Linked DNA regions of Mus musculus: region 2 is linked to region 1. The links are chromatin loops, found by intact Hi-C in ENCODE. Cell type or tissue: left cerebral cortex. All regions are shown on one strand. Links, peaks and the distances in the headings refer to the core of each region. The heading gives the core; the rest is flanking DNA. Region 1 has its middle 24 kb from the start of Ahi1. Region 2 has its middle 120 kb from the start of Pde7b.

Evidence for each region. Peaks named below come from ENCODE experiments on the same cell type or tissue, not always from the same donor. Only the 100,000 strongest peaks of a DNase experiment are listed, where the experiment ranks them.
Region 2: a loop joins it to region 1, with 3 times the contacts of the local background. A loop is called at or near these places in 3 of 42 quality-filtered maps.

Annotation. Positions count from the first base shown.
Region 1 is chr10:20,920,023-20,936,126 of GRCm38, forward strand. No RefSeq gene overlaps it. Among named protein-coding and RNA genes, the nearest start is that of Ahi1, 24 kb to the right of the region's middle. In left cerebral cortex, for the core only: a CTCF peak has its summit at 8,103 (motif pointing left); a DNase peak (open chromatin) is centred at 8,066.
Region 2 is chr10:20,665,746-20,673,745 of GRCm38, forward strand. It overlaps a transcript of Pde7b not described here. Among named protein-coding and RNA genes, the nearest start is that of Pde7b, 120 kb to the left of the region's middle. In left cerebral cortex, for the core only: a CTCF peak has its summit at 4,982 (motif pointing right); DNase peaks (open chromatin) are centred at 2,742, 3,000, 3,502, 3,972 and 2 more places; H3K27ac peaks cover 1,195 bases.

The sequences.
Region 1 (16,104 bases), core at 3,317-11,316:
GTGTGTGTGTGTGTGTGTGTGTGTGTGTGTGTGTGTGTGTGTGTGTAGCCTTTCACATACACAAATTTCTCATGACCATATTTAAACTTCATAATCTGCCATTGCAGAACCCCCAAAAGGAAGGCCACATGACCACCTTTTCCAGGGCATGTACTGGCCTATGAAATCCACAATCCAGCCAAATGGAAATAAACTATGGTTTCTTGCATTCATAGTTTTGTGTGTATACTCAGTGCAGCAACACTACAGTATACAAAATAAGCAAGGCAAGATTGTGAAATGCAATCATGGTTTGATTTAAGAAGCATAATATTTATTTCAGAGTTTGATTCTCTCCTTTAAGTCTGTGCCAACCTGCCTCATTAAGACAGTCTCCCTTTAAACTGTGCCACAGATATAAATAATGTCCACCCCTTCAGGTAACAATGGCTCTGCTCCTCTTTGTAAACAAATGTCCATGGGCCTCCCCTGGGTCCACAGAAGCCCTGATTATCTTCCTTGGTTGCTCACATCTTCCTTGCTGTCTATAGGAGACTAGTAGACTAATGTCTCAGTCTGGACATTATTTACATTTTGGATCAGGAAATTCTTTGTCAGGCGTGAAGCTGTACTCTGTATATTGAGACTGTTAGTATCATCCTAAGCCTGCCCCCTGTAAATGCCAGAGATATGCCTTTCACTCCCTCCTCCACAAGCACAACCAAAAATGAAGTCCCCACCATCCACTTCCTCCTCCACAAATGCAATTTAAAACAAAACAAAACAAAACAAAACAAACAAACAAACAAAAACCCTGTCCCCAGAAATTGCTAAATAGCCTTTAGTATGCAAAAGAGTTTCCAGGTCAAGAATCACTGCCTGGGCAGTTTTCACCCTTCCTTGGGCCACAAAAGAATCAAACTCCCATTCTGTGTTGCAAGTGAAAAGCATTCACTGTGCTTCGCTGTGTCTGTTTTCTCACCTGGCTTTCCCCCAGGTGACGGATGGGAAAAACTGCAGCAGGAAATTGAGATTTTAGAAATAAGAGATTACTCACATTGTTCTTTGGTTGAAGGAAAGCTATTCAGTACAGCTGCTATATTAACATGGCCACAAAATCTGTTATGTATTAAAGGAGGGAAACAATTATAAAAGATAAATGGATTTTTGTTTCGTTATTCCACTGGTTATATGTTAAAGAAAATGAACTGAATATGAAAATCCCAAGAACTCCTCAGTAAGACCCAGTGACTCACCCTTCCTGGGCAAATACTAGTCTTCATAATCAAATGGGATGTGGCAACAATTCTTCAAAATGAACACCACTGTAATGCAGTAAGATTCAGGGGCATGGAGCAAGTGGTCAGTTTGGATCCTGGTATGCTGTTGCTGTCATCCATTAGAATGAGTGATCTCAACCTGCGTTAATGGTGACAGCTATAAATGCCTTAGAACACCACAGTATCTATCAATAAGCCCATGTGTGTGAAAAACATCTGTACTTGACCTAATTTAATTTCTGTGTCAAGCTCCGATGCTGGGGAAGGGGACTGTGAAAATCAACCTAGTAAATGTGGGTCTCTTTACTCACAGAGCTGTTGGAGAATTTTACCACATTTTGCCTTGAGATTCTTTTTGCTAAGGAAAGACTGTTGATAACGTGAATAGCAGGAAAGAGGGGAAAAGATGGAGGTCTGCTAATCTCAGTGTGTGTCCCACACCAGGTCTACAGCCTTATACCAGTGCCCCTGACTTCTTCCTGGAGACCTACCCACATCTGCAGAAGAGCCAACAATGATGATCTGAGCTGGGATCAGAGAGCTTGGTTGTCCCTGTGTGTCTCTCTCTATCTCTCTGTCTCCCTCTTTCTCTTTGTCTTACTCTGTCTCTGTTTCTCTCTCTCTCTCTCTTTCTGAAACCCACCATTTACAATGCCACCCCATCCTCTCTCTTCCTTCTTTCTCTCATTCTTTTAAATATGTATAACCTGGAGACAATCTCACCATAAGGTAAAAGCAGCCACCCATGCTATTTTGGCTTTATCTGTACCAAGTGATTCTCCACTGTTCTAATGTTGGAAGGTTTTATCTGAATTTTTCAACAGTTTTTGGAGGATTGTTTTGATTTCTTTTATTTCTATTTGCTGTTGTGCCATGTCTTTCCCTTGAGATACTGGGCAGAAGGAACCAGTGCTGTTTAATTGACAAGAAGAAGGATTAGTTAATAGAAAAAAGTAATTTCTACTTATTTAATGATGAAAATGGTATATGTATGTATGTTCTTACTTTGTAATGAGCCTATATTTCATAATAGCTAATATTCTGAAAACCCAAAGCACCCACCTAGTCCTTCCTTCATTATAAATGAGGTGTTTGTTTCCTCTGTGCACAACCTCATCCACTTCATTGGAATTAAAGATACAGTAGTGTTGTTGCTCTGTGCATGGAATTAAGGGTCTACAAGAGATAAGTTGGATGTTGTATGAATAATTCTAGTACAAAGATCTCTAGTCCCGAAGTTGCCTAAGGCTGCTGTTTCTGAAAGGCTAAGATGTCCTGTGAAATGGGTTCTTGAGCAGCGCCAGCCTTCCCTGTATTGCCAGCTTGAAGGCTTTCTCCCCAGAACAGTATGTTCTCAGGTCCTACAGAAGATGACAGCTGAGACTGACTTCCCTTCTTCTGCCAGGAAGTTACTGTTTCCAGGATACATCAGGATCTTGGAAATTACCTAATCCTCTCTCCCCACACATACAGTAGACTTTATCTGTTAAATGTCTTTGCCTGTAAGTAGCAAAAGCCAATTTTAGCCATTCTGATAATCAGAGAGCTGAAGATTCCAGATTTGGGAAGGTGTGAGACAAACTTGATTGGGCCCTTCCCTTCTTCTTAAGGGCCAACTCGGAAGAGACAGTCATTCTTCCAATAGCTCAAAGAAGATTCAGGCACCTCATCTTGAGTAAGACACGGACTGTTCACTGCAGTGATGGGCTCAGTGATGGTCTAGAACATGGCTTCACAAAGCTTTCCCATACAGAGCCAAGAAAGAGGTACTTCAGGCTTTGCAGGATGTATGGTCACTTGCAGTCATCTCACTCTGCCCTTGTAGAGCAAAGCAGACATATGTGGCGTGAACACGCTATGTATAGTAACACCTTATTGTTCGACACTTTAAGTTCTATGTAGTTTCCCATCATGACTATTATTTTTAATCCTTCCACCCTTTGAGTGATAATTAGAAATGTAAATGTCAGCATTGCATAAATAGGCTGCATGCTCTGGACTGCATTTTACTTGAAATACATAGACTGGGAATGGAGGTGTGTTTCTCAAAGCAAAATCAGGATAATGAGAACCAAACCAGAAGCATGAATATTCTACTTTACCACCATCATGTTTCATAGTTTCTGGCCACAAGCTTGGGGTGCAAGGTTCTGTGAACTCACGGACCTGTTCTAAAAGTGGAAAAGGAGTGGAACTCACCCTGGGTTTCTGACTCCCTAGCTCTTACCACTTGAGTTGTCCATCGCAGCTCAAACAAGGATCTGCTGATTTTCTATACCATTAGCAAGCCATTGGGTTACCAGACAAGATAAGTAGACCTCACAAGCCCTGCCAGCATTTGTAAGCCAGGAGTAGTACCACCTTGGTCCTTCCCTGGAAATTACCTGCCCTGTGATTGAGTGTGAATGTTGAGAATCTGTCTTTTATAGCCACATGGTGCCAGAAAAGTGGTCTCTTATGCTAGAATGAGAGAGTTACAAGCTACCAAAGGTGTTGATGAGTTGAAGAACTTACAAAGTAATTGTGGAGATACATCCTCCATTTCTCCATCATGCCTGCCCAGGATACTGGCTTTGTTCAGCAAGGAAATGTGTTGGACAATGTTTTGTTTTGTCTAGTTTGAGACATTCTTCGTGTTGAAGTTCCTGTCCTTGGCTGACCACCTATCACTTACAACTCCTCTCAAGCTAAGCTTATTGCTATGAATAAGATATACAATAGTACCGTGGTGTGACCATAGACTGTGTAGCTTATTTAAAATAACAGAGACAGACAGACAGACACAGAGACCCAGACATAGAAACACAGAGACAGAGAGACAAAGAGAAAGAGAGAGACCAAGACAGAGAAAGAAAGAGACGGAGAGAGAAGCATACACGCGCTCAGGCATCTCTCCATGCAGGGAACTTGAAATTTCTGTGTGTGGAATTCAAGCATAGTTTTGGGCAATAATAAAATGCTTAAAAGGCTTTCATTCTTCAAGTGGAAGCTGGCCTCATTCACACAATCCAAGAATCTAATTCTACAAAACATTGATCCCAAGCTCAGTTCTCCCACTGGAAGGAGAGAACTGTGGGCATCAAATCCTCCTAGAGTTTTAGAGGTGCTTTCTTCTCATCATCGCTACAACACAACAAAACATGTCTTCCCACCCCATCCACCCCCGGAAAATAATTACTTGACTTCCAGCCACCATTTCTTGACAAGCAGACTTGATGTTTTTGTCATCGAAAGTGACTCGACCTTTCTAGAGTGCTCTTTCCCTGTATCATACCTTCCTCCAGTCCATCCTCATCTGCTAACATTTGCTTAAAATAGCAAACCTTCCCCAGTGTGAGAGGCACACATCTTGTTACTGTAACACTTAGTACACTGCGCAATACTGCTTTCCCTCAAGTCTGAGACAACAGAATCCACAAACCACGCAGTTAGTTTACTAAACACTGAGGGGTTTAAAAAGAAGAGTCCGACAAAATTGTAATTGAGTCATATTACTTGGAACTGTCATTTAATACATAAAAAGGAGTTGTTTTAGTATAATTATGTAACACACGCAAGAGCCTGAGGTCCTGTTAGCACTTCTTACTTAACTAGTATCAATTTGTTTTTTCATCAAGACACTGTCACTGTAGGACATTCTCTCAGGCTGTTAGGAGCTTGTAGATCACATACTATGGAACACATTTTTATAGATCACATGATGTGGATCACATGACTGTGAGTCATATGCTTGTGGATCGCATATTGTAAATCGGATCATATGTTGTGGATCACATGCTTATAGATCATATGATTGTGGATCATTTGCTTATGGATCACATGCTATGGATCACATGGTTACCGATCACATGATATGGATCACATGGCTGCGAATCATATGCTCGTGGATCACATACTGCAAATCGGATCATATACTGTGGATCACATGCAGTGAATCACATGCTGTGGATCACATACCGTGGATTACATGATTATGGATCATATGGTTGTAGATAACATTCTATGGATTATATGTTGTGGATCACATGATTATGCATCATATACTGTGAATCATATGCTGTGAACCACATGCTATGGATCATATGTTATGGACCACATGCATGTAGATCATACAATTGTGGATCATTTGCTTGTGGGCCACATGCTGTGAATCACCCCTGCGCCTTAATAAAGTACAGGTTTTGGTTTTGAAAGCGTGATGTGCAGCCTGTGATCCTATTCCCACCAAATCCTTAAAAGATGCTGATGTTTCTGGCCAAAGGTCTCATGTGTTGCAACAGAGGGAGGAATAATTCTTTTACATATATCTCATTCACAGCATCCCACACAACTTATCCAATCTGTATTTTATTTTCCAAGGATTCATAAAACTGTTCACTAATTCGAAAGAAAATAGGAAATGTGGGTTATCATCCCCACGATAAGTGTCTGTCTTGCTGACATAATAATACTCCCCACTTCACTGGTTTTAGCCTGATGACTTTTAATTCTAATGTTGAATTATACTGTGATGTTTAAATGTGTTTTGATGGCAAAAAAAAGAGAGAACATTTACTACAATTCATAAAACAAGTGTTGTTTTGATGGTATCAAGAGCTCTGAGCAGGTCTGCACTCACACAGATCAAATTACTTAAGACTGCCACTCAGACACTGTCTGTGCAATGCCATCAACTGTAAGATGCAATCAGATGTCTGAATTATGAAACCCCAAGAGAACACAAGCAGGCCTCAGCGTTGCTTGTCTGGATTCTTGCTCCTTCTTTCCCTCAGATGTTCAGTGAGCTTAGCATAAGAGCAAGACAAACCTCAGTCTTGAGGACAGAATTCAGTGCCGGCCAAAAGTAAGTGAGAGAGACATGAATGCAGTCCTCATACCCTCCTAAACCTGGTTAGAAGCTGATGACCTATGATGTGTTATTTGTAGCCCAGGGGTACTCGAAATGTCCTCTGGATGTGCCCACACAGGGCTTAGTATGAGAAAACTGAAGATAGCCAGTGTGCTTCCTCAGCTAAACTAGCCCAGGATGGTAGAGCAGATTATAGTGGCATTAAAATGGCTTATTTCGATTCCTTCAAATTCTGGATATGCGATTTACCTTCTGATCCACTTTGGCAGTGTTTCTCAACTCTCCTAATGCTGCGACCCTTTAACACAGTTCCACATATTGAGGTGACCCCCCCAACCATAAAGTTGTTTTCGTTGTTGCTTCATAACTGTAATTTTACTGCCCTTATGAATTGTAATGCAAACATCTGATATACAGGATATCTGATGTGTAACCCCTGTTGGGGTTGCAGCTCATAGGTTGAGAACTACTGCACTAGAGGCACCTCATGCCCCACTTTCCTGGCTAGCCTATTTCCTCTTTCCTTTTTTTTTTCCCACTGAGAGATGACCAAAGTCAAATAGAAATGAATTTTAGTATTCATTTGGGCATTATAGTTTATGATCATGGCTTTTAAAATGATTTCTTTCTCCAGAAAGAAATAGGGGACATAATTATGCTTGCATTTTTGAACTTTATGTTCATCAAAAAAGATGTTAGAGATTTTAAAAAATGGATAACTATTGTTAAAAGCATAACGCAAAATCTTGGTAACTACAGAAAATAAATCTTTTTTTAAGATTTATTTATTATTTATTATATGTAAGTAGACTGTAGCTGTCTTCAGACACTCAAGAAGAGGGCATCATATCTCATTACGGATGGTTGTGAGCCACCATGTGGTTGCTGGGATTTGAACTCCGGACCTTTGGAAGAGTAGTTGGGTGCTCTTACCCACTGAGCCATCTCACCAGCCCCAGAAAATAAATCTTAAATGGAGCAACTTTTAATTTCAAACTGTAGTGTTTTGAATAAGACAACTATTCAAAACACAAAAGACCCCACCTAAAGAGACCTCACTGAAATGAAAATGAATGTTCTACAGCTCAAAACCATGAGAATTTAAATAGAATCCTTGCATCTCCCAGCTAGAAGGAACCTTAGAAATCATCCTGCTTAACAGCCTCTGAATTCACAGTGTTGACATTTTTATAGATATTTTATCCTTCCAGCCCAAATATTTTTAATTTTTTAATGCCATTCCTATGAAACAGATTATAAGGTTGTTTAAATCCTCAACTCACAACAATACAACCTTTCTTTGTATATATGTTTACATCACAGTATTTTAAATTAATGATTCTTATTTAGAGACTGGAGGTATGGTGTCAGAAAAGTCTCCACCTGCAGCCTCTGCCCCCACAAATGAGACCATAAGGAAGATGTCACTGTGACACTTGCTGGCAGGACATGCACCTGCAATCTTACTAGGCAAGGATGTTAAGATTATATGTATATGTACATGTATTTATATGCATGCAATAGCAATTAGTGAACAAAGAGACATTGAAGGGATGCAGGGAGAGGAATGGGAGGCTTTAGAGGGAAGGGAGAGGTGAGATGTTGTAATTAAAATCCCCAAAATAAAATATAAAAACAGTACGCTGTAATAAGAACTTCTCTGAAACCCATGGTATAGACTTGGCCTAGAGAGCTACAGTCTTCTATAAGCTGATTTGGTCCAAAATAAACCAGGATTCTCCATCGCTTCTCTGAGGTAGAAAACAAAGTTTGGCATGGAGTCTCATGCCTACACTCTCAGCACTTGGAAGAACGGGAACATCAGGACTGCTCTGAATTTGAAGACAGCTTGGGCTACAAGACAAGACCCTGTCTCACAAAAACCAAAAGAAAACAAGAACCAAGACACGTATTATCTGTCTCAGTTGGATGGAAGGAAGGACAAAATTCAGAAAAGCACGCACAAAAGACTAGAGCTTTGGTGACCTCTTGTGGGGTAATTTGCTAGCAGTCCATAATAAAGCATTTCAGGAATAGAGTTCCGACAGGTTTTCTTTGTGATATGGGGATTCAGTGGTAGTGTCTGCCTAAGAGCCAAACTCCCATCTCAACTTAGGAATGTCTATTCTTGCAAAAAATGAATCTGAGTGCTTTCCTATTGGACAAGGAGAAAACCTAAAAGTGGACTGAATGGAAATGTCCAGCAACCATATCTAAGCTGTGGTAGCGTTGGCATCATTGCTTGGATTTCTGTCGCTGTGTTTCACTGAATGTCACTATGTTCGTGTGTTCTGGAACACCATTTTCAGAATGCTACAGAAGAGCGTGCACATCACAAAAGCACTTCCTTAGTCATCAGAGGCATTAACTTTCTTTTTACTAATCTAAAATCTAGAATCTAAAATCAACCTAAGGCTCTGCTAAACAATTTTTTTCCTCTTAGTTTGTCTCCTTGAACGCTAACATGACTTTATGACTTTGAACATATTAACTAAAATATGAAACTTGGATATTCTGAAAAACAAGCACATAAAACTAGAGGCTACCGAATGCCCATTGCAAAGCTCAGAGCCAAGGCATCGAATAAAGCTGAATACAAGCTAACACACTCTCCTTTACTTACAGTTCATTCTAAAGCTAGCTTTAAGAGCATATGCTTTGATTATTATCAAAGATTAGCCATAAAATAATATTTCCAGAATACAAAGCTTGTAGCTCAACTTGAAAGCCAGGTCAGTTATGTCTGGGTTTATAATTAAGCATGTAAGAGGAAGAATATTAATATTTACTATTTTTTCTCCATTGCTTGGAGCATTTATCTTGATATATATTAAGCGCAATACTTATATCATAATACTGATGATAATGAAGCACTTAAAGAGTTAAATTTTACTTAAATTAACTTTTAATTTTTTTAAAAAATCAGGCAATCTATACCCAAACACAATTATCTCCATATTTGGTCTAACCCTCATCCAAATACACTTGCAATTTTACATGGTTGCAATAAAGGTGTGTCTCATGTTGAGATTGTTTCTTCTAGTCCCATGTTTTCTACTCTTTCTATGTCTCACTTTGGAGATGAAAATGGTTTATCATTTTGATGTGACATTTGTATATAAGTTGTTTTCAGCTTGCTGTTAACTGTGATGCTTCAGTAAGTATCTTCGTATAAAAGCTTTAAAGTGGCTTTATTAAAGCCAATAATCTGTGCTTCATCTCTTTTGAAAATAGCTGTCTGGGTCAGAATTAAAAGATGGCATACTCAAAAACAGAAAGAATGAAAGAAAGAAAGAAAGGAAGGAAGGAAGGAAGGAAGGAAGGAAAGAAAGAAAGAAAGAAAGAAAGAAAGAAAGAAAGAAAGAAAGAGGAAGAGAGAAAGAAAGAGAGAGAGAGTGAGAGAGAGAGAGAGAAAGAAAGAAAAAGGAAGGAAGGAAGAAAGGGAAAGAAAAAAAGGGCCTCCTATTTCTTTGAAATTTAATGAGAGATTTAGGTTTACCAACAGGATAGGTGAAGATCACAGAACACAGAGCTTGGCGAGAAAGACTCCACTACCAGTCCATGGACCATGAAGAGCAAATGAAGAGACTGCTGCTAAGGCCGAGCACCAGTGAGAGGATGACCCAGGATAAGCTCCAGCTGTTGAGGAACACAGCCGTTGCTGGAACTGTGCACAAGTTGGGAAAGATGGATTCCACAACACCACTCTCTCTCTCTCTCTCCTGCCTTTCCAGGCTGCGCCATGACCCCAGCTGGCTCACCCAATAGACAAAGGGGAAGGAAATCTGGAAAGGTGACGACCACAGTGGAGCAGAGAGCCTCTTGGAGCAGAGAGAAAGGATTTGCATGGGGAGTGGAATGGTAGACAATAACTAGCCCAGAAGCCCCATGTTTGATTAATTCAACAATTTAAGTAGTTGATAGTTGTAGCAGAAGCCAGAGGCCCAGAGCCACACCAATGATTCCTTGCGATTCACAAGTAAAGCTGTCTGGGCAAACAGGTATCCTGTGTGATGCACCAGACACACTGCAGCTTCCACAGTGAGGTGATATTTTTTTTCTTTTCTTTTCTTTTCTTTTCTTTTCTTTTCTTTTCTTTTCTTTTCTTTTCTTTTCTTTTCTTTTCTTTTTTTCCAGGCCTGTTCTACTAGGCAAAGTGTTCTGTGAATGTCAGCCAAGCATATGACTCCCGTGTAAAAGTCTTAGATGGCAAAATAGAGTAAGCTAGAGTTGTCTTTCTATAAGAGCTGGTCATTGGTCATGACTAGGAAGGCTATCAATAGTCCTCACATACATGGAGCGTGCTGATGGGTGTCTGTGGCAGAAGATGCCAGGGTGGCACAGAAACATAAAAACAAGATAAAAAAACTTTGCCTAGTAGAACAGACCTGAAATCCAATCTGCTTTGGATGCTGAAGCAGGAGGATCACAGCTTCAAGGCCTTCTTTAGTTACTGCACGAACCTCACACATGCCTGTGAGACCCTGTCTCAAATGAACATATGGAAAATCTGCATTATTATCTCAATGGCAGAGTGATTCTGTCAGCGAATCGGGATTGAGGACAGAGGCGGGAGGGAGCCTCAGATGGTCTGGCCCGATGTTGTTAGCCTGGCTTGATGGTGGCATGTCAGGTGAGGTTCTCGACGTGTCCTTCTGCATTCGGGTTCAGCTGGAGCTCAGTCCACGATGAGGGCTTGTTCACCGATGGGTGTCCTGGTTGGTGGACTTGGGAGCGAGTGAGTTGCGGTGGCCAGACTGGGATATTTAAGCTACACTTAGCCAATCATAGCTAAGGCGTTCACACATTACTTCATTGGGCATTTATTTACCTTACTTCAATTTTATCATACAAACGCACACACTCTAGGCTTGATTTCCATGGTTACATTCACCCATGGTATAGTTTCCTTATGTTGTTTACATCTCATTCCTTACAGATCCCATAGCACATGCAATAACCTGGGTTCACCCACCCCTCCCCAAAACAAAAGAGAAAAGAACGTCTCAGAAGAATTTATATCTCAACTAGTCACCTAAGTGACAAGAGGAGAGGGGTTTGAAATTATCCTAAAATGTTTTGAAAGGAACTTTGGTGTCAAATTCAAGCACATGGTTTTTACTGGGAATTACTTGTCTCATAATCATCTATCAAGTCTGGAATGGCGAGGCTCAGGGAAGCCCTGCCTTTGTTTCAGATAACTTTAAAAGGAATGAGCTGTGCCACTGTGTTCCAGCTAACCCACGCTTTCCACCCGGTTTAGGCTGGCCAAGATCATGGTCGTCCCACTCTTCCATCTTTGCTAACCTTTCACTTAATGATGTAGCCTCCCCAACTCCATACGTTGAAGTACAGACTCTCCTGCATCCATGATCTCTCTCTTGACTTATTTTCTGCATTGCCTCTATTATTTATTGGTGCTAGAATCTACCTTCACAGGAACAAAAACCACTGCTTCTATGTTATTCGCCCCCGCATCTTCAGCTGCTGCAGTAGCACCTGGCAGTTAATAAATGCTCAGTAAACATTTGCTGAATGAATGTTTCCACATTTGGAATGGTTTGAGGGACAGTCAAACCATTCCAAAGAATTTATGAGTAATTTTGTTTATATCAATGGCAAATGACTTAGCTTGATGAAAACTGGCAGTAAAAAGACATCTGATATATCATAAACACATTAAGAAACAATGAGATGATTTAATCATAAACTATCCTTATTTAACCTGAAAAATGTTTAAATGTATTCCTTTAAATTGGAATGCTACATTTTAATGAAATATAAGTACTAAATAAATGTCCACTTCTACTGGGCCCAAGGCAATGAAAACTAAAGAGAGATGTTTTTTTCTCTTGACAAGTTTTCAAGACAAGAGATATTCATATAAAAAGGCACATGACCAAGATACTGCTACAGCAGTGTTGCCCAGAATTGTTACTGGTGAGGTGTTGTCTTGACTGTGTGACCACTGGTCTCCTCTCATGTCCACTGAGGCTCCAATGGATAGTCCAATCTGATGATCACACAGATCACTGGTTATATAAAAGGGGTCACAGAATAAAACCAAAAGTCACAGACTGAAGAAAGACTGGAAGCAAGGAGGAGACTTGATAGAGGGTGGATCTAAGACAGCAGGAAGAGAGAATGATCAGAGTTCATTATACACATGTGTAAATTGTAAAAGAACGAGCTTCATTAATATGAAAAAAAAGCTTTTGGATCAAAAAAAGTTATGCTCCTTAGGAACATAGCTTTCCACAAAGCACCAGCAACATTAAAATAAAGCTAATTAAAATATGTATTTAATATATTTTATTTTATTCAGGCATATTTGTTTGTGAGTATGTTTGTCTGAATGTGAATGTGTAGAAGCATGTCATGGTGTCTTAGTTATGGTTTTATTGCTGCAAACAGACACCATGACCAAGGCAACTCTTATAAGGACAACATCTGAGGCTGGCTTACAGGTCAGAGGTTCAGTCCATTATCACCAAGGCAGGAACATGGCAGCATCCAGGCAGGCATGGTGTGGGAAGAGCTGAGAGTTCTACATCTTCATCTGAAGGCTTCTAGCAGAGTATTGACTTCCAGGCAGCTAGGAGTAGGGTCTTAATGCCCATGCCCACAGTGGCACACTTACTTTAACAAGCCCACACCCACACCAAGAAGGCCACAACTCCAAATAGTGCCACTCCCTGGGCCAGGCATATACAAACCATCATAAATGGAATGTACGTGGAGATCAGAGGACAGCTAGCTGGAGTTAGCTCTCTCCTTCCATCATGTGGGTCTCAAGGACCAAATTCAGGTGATCATATTTGGCAGCAAATGCCTTTACCTGCTGATCCATCTGGCCAGCCCAAGTACGTATCTTTCAAAGGGCTCTTTTGTAAATTAAATGAAATAAAGACAATAAAATACTTAGCAAAATATTAAGCATAAAGATTCACTAAATGTCAATTGTTACGACTTACATTTCCTAATAAGAGATTCTTTGATCCACTTCAGTGTTATGACTCTTTATGTAAGCTTAAAAATATTTTTTCTCATATTGTTTCTGATAACAACCCATCCCTGTTAAGTAATTAATTTTACTGGATAAGTCGTAGCTGACATCCGAACTTCTTGATATATGCCTCCATTATAGAGAATCATCACCACTTGGTCATGTGGTGCAGACCTGTCCTGTCATTCCAAACGCTGGAGAAGCTAAGAAAGAGGAATTCAGCTTGCCATCCTGTCAGGACTGCAGAGTGAGTGAAGGCTGGCACAGGCTGCTCAGCAAGACCCTCTCTCAAACGAAAGCAAAGAGGTTGGGGGGGTAAACGCAGTGGCAGAGTGCTTTCCTAGCACGCGGGAAACTACAGGTTCAATTTCTAGAATAAGATGGGGAGAAGGGCAGAGAGAGAAAGAGACAGAGATTATTGATTTGTTATCATTAATAATATTATTATATTGACATAATTTTCACTAAGCTGTACTTTCACTAAAAATGGAAAGTCATCTTTCAAACCATAATCATACTAAGACTATCTGTGGGAAAACAACCACAGAGTCAGGTCCTCATGTGAAGAAACGTTCATCATGCAATATCATAACTTACCTCTCACTTGCTTTGTGTGCAGCTCAAGAACAAATATTTTGTTGTGCAAATTATCTTTTAACTTATTAAATGTGGTCTTTATAATGTCTGGGCCAAAAACGTCTTAGAGAGCAAAATACTTAAGAAATAAATATATTAAAATTGTGTGAGGATAATCTGAAAGTTAGATCATAGATTATTTGAGCAAGATGTCTTCATGGACAGCTGTAGCCAGTGGCTTTCTTCATCCATAGCTGTGTCATTTGAAGTACAAAACCTAAATGTTGATATTTCTCATTTAATTATCATCATGTAGCTTGTAAAAATATTTTAAAGGCTTAGTTAGTACTTTCATATTTCAGTATGTTTTCTGTTCTGTGCATTTGAAAAACAAAATGCAACAATTCTGAATTGTTCAAGAGTATAATTAAAATTCAACACCAGAAGGTTCTGGAAGACGTTTAATGGTGACTCTGTCAGGCTCATTTTTGTCTTATTCACACACATAAATCCCTATCTTCTATAGCAAGTAAAAATTATAAGATACAATTGTGTTCTACAGTGACCACCACTATAAAACAGCATTTGTTACACACACACACACACACACACACACACACACACACACACACACACACACACATATATCTGATTTATTACAGGCATTCAATAGAAACAGCATGTCAAAAAGTAATAAAATGCTATGAGTTTCTTTTTTATTGCAAATAAAGTTCACATATACTTTCAAAGGAAAAAACTTGGAAAACTGAACATCTTAAATAGTTTTGAGATTAACGGAAGGGTACTCCCAACTGGCCATGTCCCAGAATAGCTGGAGAGTGTATAACTTAGTTACAGCCTGCATGTACCTACGCTAGGCATTCCGCTAGGCATTTGAAAAGCACTTTTCACTATGGCTATTTTTTCAAACAATACCACATGCCTAGCCATAATAATGTTTTATTTTGTCATCTTGTTTGAACCAGGCTTATGCACACAGCTGTGGTGTGTTGAATTTCTAAGACACAAAGTCAGTCCAGTTTCATGAGTCTAGACTTTCTGTTCCACATTTGAATTTATTTTTTCTGGAAAGGAAAATTCACTATAATAGGTTCTTGTCTGGTGCCATGAACATAGTAGAAGCTTAACAAATATTTACCATTGTTGAAGTTAGAACAACCATTGATCTGAACCCTGTTGGATATGTTGGGTTAGGACCACATTACTTGCAAAAAGCAATATTCGAATCTTAGGCAATTTTTGAAAATGACAGTTTTGTAGGAAGCCTGATATTCTACACAAAGGATAAAGTGTTACTTATAAGCATGATTAAGATGCATTGTAATCTAAAGGCTTGTTGAAAAGCAAGGAAAGTCTTATTCTTTGTTATTGTGATCTGATTGGTTTGGGCAGGAGAACCAGGAAAGAACTGCAACTGTGGCTCTCTCTATAGGAGAGAAGCAAGCCAACAATGGTGGGGGAGAGTCAGCCATGTGGGCATGACTATAGAACTCCCCAGTTTTACATCGGGAGACAATACACAGACAAATTACGGTTGGTAGTCATCATCTAAAATGAGCCAGGAGGTATGCTGCACCAGGGACACTCTATCTGATGATGATGGCTTTATGCTCAAGAGTGGGAGGAGTTGTCTGGCCTGTAATAAGACCTTCGCCAGTGAGCTGCAGAGGGAAGAACACTGGGAAAAGATCCAAGTCCCCTGGAGAGAAGATGTTGGCAAGACTCGTTGGCTTCACAGACCCAGACGATCTGGCTGGGGTTCAAGGTTGGAATCCATTTCCAGCAGAGAATAATGTGCATACAAAGAACAGAGACAATTGTCTAGGTATACAATGGGCTTAGGGTTGAGAACACAGGCTTGATATGGGTGGTAACAATAGGTGTTGATACAGGACTCACTCAGTAGCAGACCTAGGGCAGCAGATGGATCCCAGATAGACATGGAGCCCGTCTTGTATCATCTGCCATTAGGCATCACTAAACATCACTAAACAATCCTTAAATAAACTTTAAATAAACTTTAATAAATCTAAAACTACTTTAACACTCTTAATTCACTTCTATAATAGTGAATATCACCTCTTCCAAAATGAAACACCCTACCCCACCCTTGCCCCTGTAAGTATGCTATACTTTTAGCTGGCATATAGCTAGCATTTTAATAGGGGCTCACTAAACATTATTGCCACAGTTTGAAAAAACTTGGCAAATTTTTTTTTTTTGGTTTTTTTGAGACAGAGATTCTCTGTGTAGCCTCCCCTGCCCTGGAACTCACTCTGTAGATTGGGATGACATTGTACCCAGAAATCTACCCACCTCTGCCTCCTGAGTGCTGGGATTAAAGACTTGCACCACCACTGTGAGAAGCCCTTTTCTAAAAGTTTTACCTCATT
Region 2 (8,000 bases), core at 1-8,000, 260 kb before region 1:
CAACAATGCCTTGAATTGGGACACCTGGTAAAGGGGGAGATCCTGGGAGGGGTAGGGATACGAGATGAGGTGAACTCTTTCTACAGAGAAGACGGGTAAGCTTGGAGGCAGGAGGAATGTGTCCTATTGGGTGAGCAATACCTCCATTGAGACTGGAGAATCAAGCTTTAGCATTCTGGGCAGATGATATTTTTATGGGGAATGACAGATAAGAAAAAAAAGTGTGGCCAAAGGACAAATACATGAGGTGACATCCGGATTTGTGCAACTTTTGCAGTGGGTCCTGGACTGGGACTCATACTGTTATTTATTTATTTATTTATTTATTTATTTATTTATTTATATTAGATGAGACACTCTGTGGTGGTGAGAGGAGGGAAAGAAGAAATAATCTATGAGTTCCTATATAGTTATTAGCACATGAGTGTGATCAGTAAATGCTTGGTATTATTGTTCCTGCAATGTGACTGGGATTTAGAGTCAGAAGGAGTCTGAAGTGTAGATGGACCAATTGCTTCAGACTGCCTCAGTGATTCCCATGAAGCATCAGTGTGCAGGTAATACTCAGGCCCAGGTGAAATGATGGCTGCCTTGTCCCCTATGATCTGGCTCCCACATTGATTAAATGATCTCAGGCAAGCTTCTTCAATTTGGTCTGCAGTTCCTTGTCTGTAAATGGGAATGCTGAAAGTCTATTTCTAAGACATTTAAACGAAATCGTGCCTATAACTAGTCATATGATGGAAGCCATTCTTAGATGTTACTGTTCTCAACGGCTCAACTGTCACTTTCTCAGAGACTCACACTGGATTCTCTTCTTGGCTTGTTCATTTTCTTCTTTCTGGAATGTTCTTTCTCACTGTTGATGACCTGTCCTGCCTGACCTCTGAGTTCCCTCCTCCCGTTATCGTCTTCTCTCACCCTCAACTTGCTTTAGAACATTTAAAATTGGAAGGAGAATATTTTGCAATTGATACTGGACTTAAGTATAAGCCTTTGCCTGTATTTAATCAAAATAAGGAAGTGAGTCTACACTCGGCCCCTATAAGCACTTTCCCAACATCTGCTTTCATATCCTTTCTGTGATAGGAAATCTGATGGTTTTAGAACCCTCTAACTTCCTTTCAGAAATATTATTGTGTGAACTTTGAGTTCCCACATCCAAACGGACCTTTGTACCTGTGTCACCTGCCATAAACACTATGCAAACTAAAAATGCAAGGCACACATGAAGATTTAACAGTTCTGATAGGCAGCTGTTTGATGACCAAAATATCCTTCCAATATGTTACCTGTGTAAAATTATTTTTCTCTTTCTGCAAGCTCTTGAAAAGTTTTTAATAACCTCTCATTTCAGGGCCCCACAGAAAATACATGAAATTCACAAAAAAGACTTGTGACTACCACATTGACAGAGAAAATTAGGATTTTTGTGGTTTTCTACATAGGTCTAAAGTGTCTGGCTTCATGAGAGACTATCCTCATATGCATCAAAAGTAGAAACATAAAAACAGGGATAACATGGTAAAAAGTCATCCAAATATAAATATTGAAATGGCCATCATAAAAATGGGCATCTATACCTGACCCTACCTGTAAAGGCATCTATCTAAAGACTATCTTAAATTGTATATGTCACCTACTTTATATTGTTTTGAAAGTAAGCTCAAAGGTAGAGATGCTATTTGCTGAAGGTTAGATCTATCTGCTGAAGGTTAGACCTATTTATTCAAGGTTAGACCTATTTGCTGAAGGTTATAGCTGCTTATTGAAGGTTAGACCTATTTGCTGAAGGTTAGACCTATTTATTGAAGGCTAGACCTATTTGCTGAAGGTTAGACCTATTTTAGTTTCTGATAAGTGAGAATTCCACATCACATTGGAAAAAGAAACACATACCCATGGTAGGCAAAGTTATTCATCTGGTTGCTGGAGAAAGTCTACCGTTCATCTGAAATCAGGACAATCAGGTTTTGCTTATATTTTCCCCTGGACAACTGTGGGTGTGAAAAATTTAATGGGCCATTAGAATTTTCTTGCCAGAGCTAATTATTTATAGGGACAGCTTATGACTTAGAGTTTTCCCAGGCTTCTTACAAGTAAAGACTATTTCTAATGAGATACTGTAATTAGTGACTTATTTCTCATAGCCAAACATTTTTACTTTTTTAATTCTTACATTGCAAACATTTCCCTCCAGTAATCTGTGTGTATAGGGTACAGAGTCGCACTACCAACTGCATAATTACTGTCCCAAATCCAGTTTTTAAAAACAGCATCTCTATCATGCTTCTGACGCCAGAAGGTAGCTTAATTATAAAGAACAATGATCAGGAATATTCCAAGGGTATGGAGTCACGTTTAGGAAAGTGTCTTCATGTTATGAAACCATGTTATTGGCAGTGCAATCAAGGCATTCTTGAGTTTCAACCTTCCTTGTGTAGAGACGTAATTGAGCACTGTTCCTGCAAACAGCTTAAAAGCAGCACACTTGTCAGGGATCTGAGTCCCAGGTGATAAAAACGTGCTTTTTCATGTAGTAGCAGTTAAGGACACAGTTAAGAAGAATAACTGGCATTAGGCATGCACTCTAAAACTGCTGGAGGCTTTGACTTGAGCTGTTCAACTTAGACCTGCTCCTGAGGTCATGGATACGCGTTGGTTGAGGGGCCTAATGCTGTGGCTGCCAACTTTGACTTTGAGGTACTCTGCCTTGCACTTCGCTTTTGTCTCTGCTATCTATAAACGCTGACGGGAGAAGTTTAGTAGCTCCAGGTTCTGTGATGATATTCCTATCGTTGTTTTTATGCAGCTGCATCTTTGTTCAGAGATTTTCATCCTCTGGAAAGAGCAGGTAGGTGGTCAGTTAGGAATTGATTTGGTTACCATAGCAACTCTAATATGGAGGTTAAAATTTCACATGGATTCAAGAGAAATCTCGTTAACTATATATCTACAGTGGCATCCTGGGAAAAGTGGTATGGAGGTTTATTTTAAGAAGAGGTGGGTGGAATCTCGTTAAATTGAGTGAAGAAAAAAGTGGAAATGTGTTTTGAAAACAATAGCAGACAGGGAAGACACTCGAGTCTCTTCTTACACAGTTTTACCCATTGTGTGCCTCTCAGGGGTGAGACTGCTGGGCAAGAGCCCCAGGCTTTGGTGTGAAGGGATCCTGTGTAACATTCACAATAGGAATGTCACAACATAGACACTGGGCAGGCCAGGATGACGGCCAAATACAAGCTTAGAGCCCCTGATTTCCAAGACTGTAGCCAGTAATACAAGGGTAAAGATTTCTGTTATTGTTTTTAAAATTTGAAAATCACTCGATGATTAAACTTCAAATATTGTTGAAAATCACTCTGTCATTTTCTCCTGAGTACTGATTTATTCAAGAAGTTCTATACAGTGACTGCTGTTTTGGTGCTGGGGATAGAGTTCTCAGACACCCCAGGCATGTGATCCACCTTCGCGCTGCACCCCACCTTTACAAGCTATCTATTGCAAGTTCCTCGCTGGGCTGGGCTTGGTACTGCCTGTGGCTTCTGGCTAACATAGTCTGTAAGTCTCCCATGGCCTGTTTTGCTAGGTGTCCCAGCTCATGTTATTCTGAACTGCAGACTTCCACGCAGCCAGGAAAGGACGCATATACCTTTGAAACAACAGCTTCCAACTAGGAAAACAGGGCTGAAGCGTTCTGAATGTATGAATATTATTATTTTTTATTTTTTTAACAATTGAAGAGGAGGATAAGTGGAGGGCCGCTCAAGCACAGGGCAGAAAAATTCTCACCCCTCTGCCTTTTCTAGAGCAAACCAGTAGAACGAGGCCTGCTAACGCCACTCCAAAAGTGACCTGCGTACATTCCAGCTGCTAGACACACAATCGATCCTTTCTGTTGGCGAAAAGGCCTGGGATTCATGCTGGCTTTTGCGTAGTGCGTTCAGCGTCATGTTGGCCCACTCCCTTGTGCCCTTGCACCCACACAGAGAAAGAAAGAGAAGCAGGCAAGACTAGTGGAGCTCAGATTGTACAAATGCATCCAGCCCCAGGCTTTGGAGCTGCCTTCCGGCTAGGATCAGGCCCAGATCTGTACATGTATAGTATTTTTACAGACTGTAAGAACACAACAATGAATAAATATAAATTTTTTGACAGAGAAGGAACGGTGTAATGATTAGAGTGGGAAGAAATCAATGGAATGTTTTTAAGTTTTTAGCTATAACTACGGGCAAAGGTTGTACAAGCGGATAAACTTCTCTTTTGTCATTTATTTTCTGTATAACTAATTATGTATCTTAAATATTCATCGTCCAAGCCCCAAATATATGTACATGTATAATCATGACTATCTATCACATACTCCTTAGAAAACTGGATCATTCTAAAGCATTGTATCTTATTTATTTATTTACTTATTTACCAAAAATCAAATCAAATCCAGGTATATTTACTAAGTGGAATATCTTCCTTGGAAGTAAAAATTCTCAACTATGTTAGAAGCACTTTGGTTAGTTTGAAATTTCATATTTTAATTTGCATTTTTGTCTTTGCTACATTAACATGCCAATGTAACTACATAATTGTCAGTTCTTAGTATAGAAAATAAAAACCTTAGGCCTCTTGTCCAAAAAATATCGCATTCATGATGGGGACGGCAGAGCGGGAAATGGTGCTTAACAATCTGGCATGGGAGCGTACCGCGCACGGGCGTGTTTGTGTGTGTGTGTGTGTGTGTGTGTGTGTGTGTGTGTGTGTGTGTGTGTCTGTGTCTGTGTCTGTCTCTGTGTGTGTGGTACCTGTGTATCACACAACTTATTTGCCCATGAACCAGTCCTAAATATGACTTCTAGAAATTCTAAATGTGTTCCCGCTCAGCTTTCCAAAGAACAAATGCTTTCTATGCACAGCAAATGTTTCTCACGGAGACTGTTTCCCTAAAGGTCCATGCAAGAAAGGGTTGTTTCCTGTAGATGGCGCTGTTCATGTGTACTTTGTGCTTTGGGGAGGCAGGGTCTTCTGGGCGGTCCTTCAGTGGTTGGGAATAAGTTTCTGAATGGGCGGTGGCAACCTAACCCTCCTTTTCTGCCTTGCTTCCAGCAGATGTGGTAAGCAGGTTCCTATGGCACGAGCGCTTCATTTGTTGCTTTCCCTATCCCCTCTGGAAGACTAAACTCAACGGATCTCCTGTACTGTGAACTGGAAACTAAAATCCCATGGGCCAACCTTTTCTCTATATAAACTGATTGTCTCTGGTGTTTTGTTATAGTGACAGAAAACAAGCAAAACTAACATACACAACGGGTAAATTATCCCTTTGTGGTTAACATGTAGCAGTGAGGTGTATATTTTTACTTATACAGAAGGCTAGGAACATGGTCTCTGACCTACATAGACTCTTTGGAGATCTCTGTATGTACTACAAAATACAAAGAAGTACAGAAATGCATTAACATTTTTGTTGACATCATGATAGAAAATAATACCATGCCCCTGTACACTTCTAGATGACTTTATATATAGTATTTGATAAAGTTTAATAGGACTAATGTGTTATTAGGAGATCTTGAGATGGTTTAGGATCTTTTACAAGGAAGTTGGTTAGGAATGTTATTTCAGTGGTTCTCAACCTGTGGGTCAAGACCCCTTTTGGGGTCGAGTAACCCTTTCACTGGGGTCGCATATCAGATATCCTGCATACCAGATATTTACATTGTAATTCATAACAGTAGAGAAATTAAGTTAAGTAGCAATGAAAATAAGTATATGGTTGGCAGGGGATCGCCACAACATGAGGAACTGTATTAAAGGGTCACAGCATTGGGACCCATTTCTTATCAGAGTGTCCGTTCACACAGGAAGAAAGTGAATCAAAGCTATTTATTGCTTATAAGAATGTCTAGATTTTCAGGAATGCAATTTTTGAGAGCAAGTCCATGAGTAATGTGAGGTCCATGCTGCAGAGATGGAATTTCTAGGCCACTGCCACCTTGACTTTACGTTATTTAATTCTGTGTTTGTCAGGAGGTGACATAAACAGATTCAGCCCCTGATGGACTCCGAGGGGGTGTCCTGGCAGCATCTGCTTTATTTCTGGGTGGATACATCCCCACGTTCTGACTTATCACAGGGCCGGCTGCTTGTTCTACTTGGCAATCATTGAATTTTTGACAAAGCAAATAGTCTGGCCTCAACAACCTCGAAAAAGTCCAGTTTAAACAGAGAATTCCTGCCCATACCATGTGGTATTTAAATATAAATAAGACATTTGGTGTGATATGAACAAACCCAGGAGCAGAACAATTTAATCCTGAGGACCTCTTATTTAGTTGCTAATATTTTTTTATAAAATATGTTTTATTGAAATACAAAAGGGAATCATAATAATTAATTTATAATTTGTTTTATGTTTTGCTTTGGGAAATTACAAGTTGTTTTCTGACGTACTTCTCATGTATCTTACCTTTTAATGTTTGTGTAATAATTCTCCTAAGAACACTTTTCAGTATACTCGTTTTTAATTTCCATGACCACTCAAGCCCAGCGATGCCATTAAACTCCATCCCCCAATTCTTCTAAGCATATCAGTCTTTATATACGAAATTCCCTTACAATCACTTTTAACAGGAACTCAGTATTTTGATTCTATTTTAATCAAAATAGATGCTGTCGTTTACAGCATTTCTAGATCAGTTTGGGTCGTGCAGACTACAGTGGAAATTCCAAAGACTCAAAATTCCTTTGGATTGACATCATCCCTAAAATATACTGAGAGATTCCTAAATATCAGAGGCATTTTTCCATGCCCCTGTCCTACAATGCTATATTGTGTTTCTTTGCATTATGTTCCTGGAGGAAGTGTGCTGCAGAGGAAAAATGCACTGAGCAGGAAACGCAGGCCGTAGAGTTGAAGCGTTCTGCGGTCGTGTGATCTTAGGCAAGTGACAACCACTTGTTTTTCTCAGTAACATCGCACTGATAGAGACTGCGCTCAGACAGCTCTTGCAAGGATGGAATGGGCAGGAGTCCTTTAACTCCATGTCTGTCAGGAGGAGCAGATGGAGCTGAACGCTGCTTTGTACATCAATGCTTCAGATTGCCAAGTAACAGCCCTTACTTAAAACTCACAGCAATCAGGCATCAATAAGCACATTTCTTTTAAAAGAAGATGCACAGAATTAGGTGTCTATGTGTTGGCTCGTGTGTGGGTTTGTGTCCGTGAGTGTAGGCGCCCATGGAAGTCAGAAGAAGGTGTCAGATCCCTTGGAGCTGGAGTTACAGGTAGTTGTGAGCTGTCTGATATGGGTACTGGAAATCAAAGTTGGGTCCTTTATAAGAGAGGTCCCTACTCCTGCTGAGTCAGCTTTCCAGCCCCAGCTAAACACTGTTTGGATACGAACAAGCCACCTTGGTAGAAATTGAAGCCAGGTTGAGGACCAAGTGCTGCTTGACCAGCTTTTGAGCAGTTTTATCTTCTGATTCTCACATTCCTAGTCAGCAGAGTTCTACCAACAGCGCCTCAGAGAGTTGCTATGTGGACTGAGCCGATGCATGCCTTTCCAATGTTGAGAGCCATGTGCCTAAGCTACTGTCCTTAGAGTCTTTATTTTGTTTGACTTTATCAGGAAAGAAGAGCTGGGAACCAAATATGAGTTACCTTTTCTTGTTAGAGAAGTCCTCTAAAATATATTCAACACATGCTGTGCCCAAGATACACAGATTACAGATGTGATAAAAAATTTAGGGTTCAAGTAACAGTTATATTATCTAGGTATCTGTCTGGATCCTAGAACTTAGGAGGCAGAGACAGAGGCAGGCAGATTTCTGTGAGTTCAAGGCCAGCCTGGTCTACAAAGTGCATCCAGAACAGGATATAGAATAGCCAGGGCTATTACACAGAGAAACCCTGTCTCAAAGAACCAAATCAAACAACAACAACAACAACAACAACAACAACAACAAACACCAACAATGTTACTTGAAGATTCCTTCAATCATCT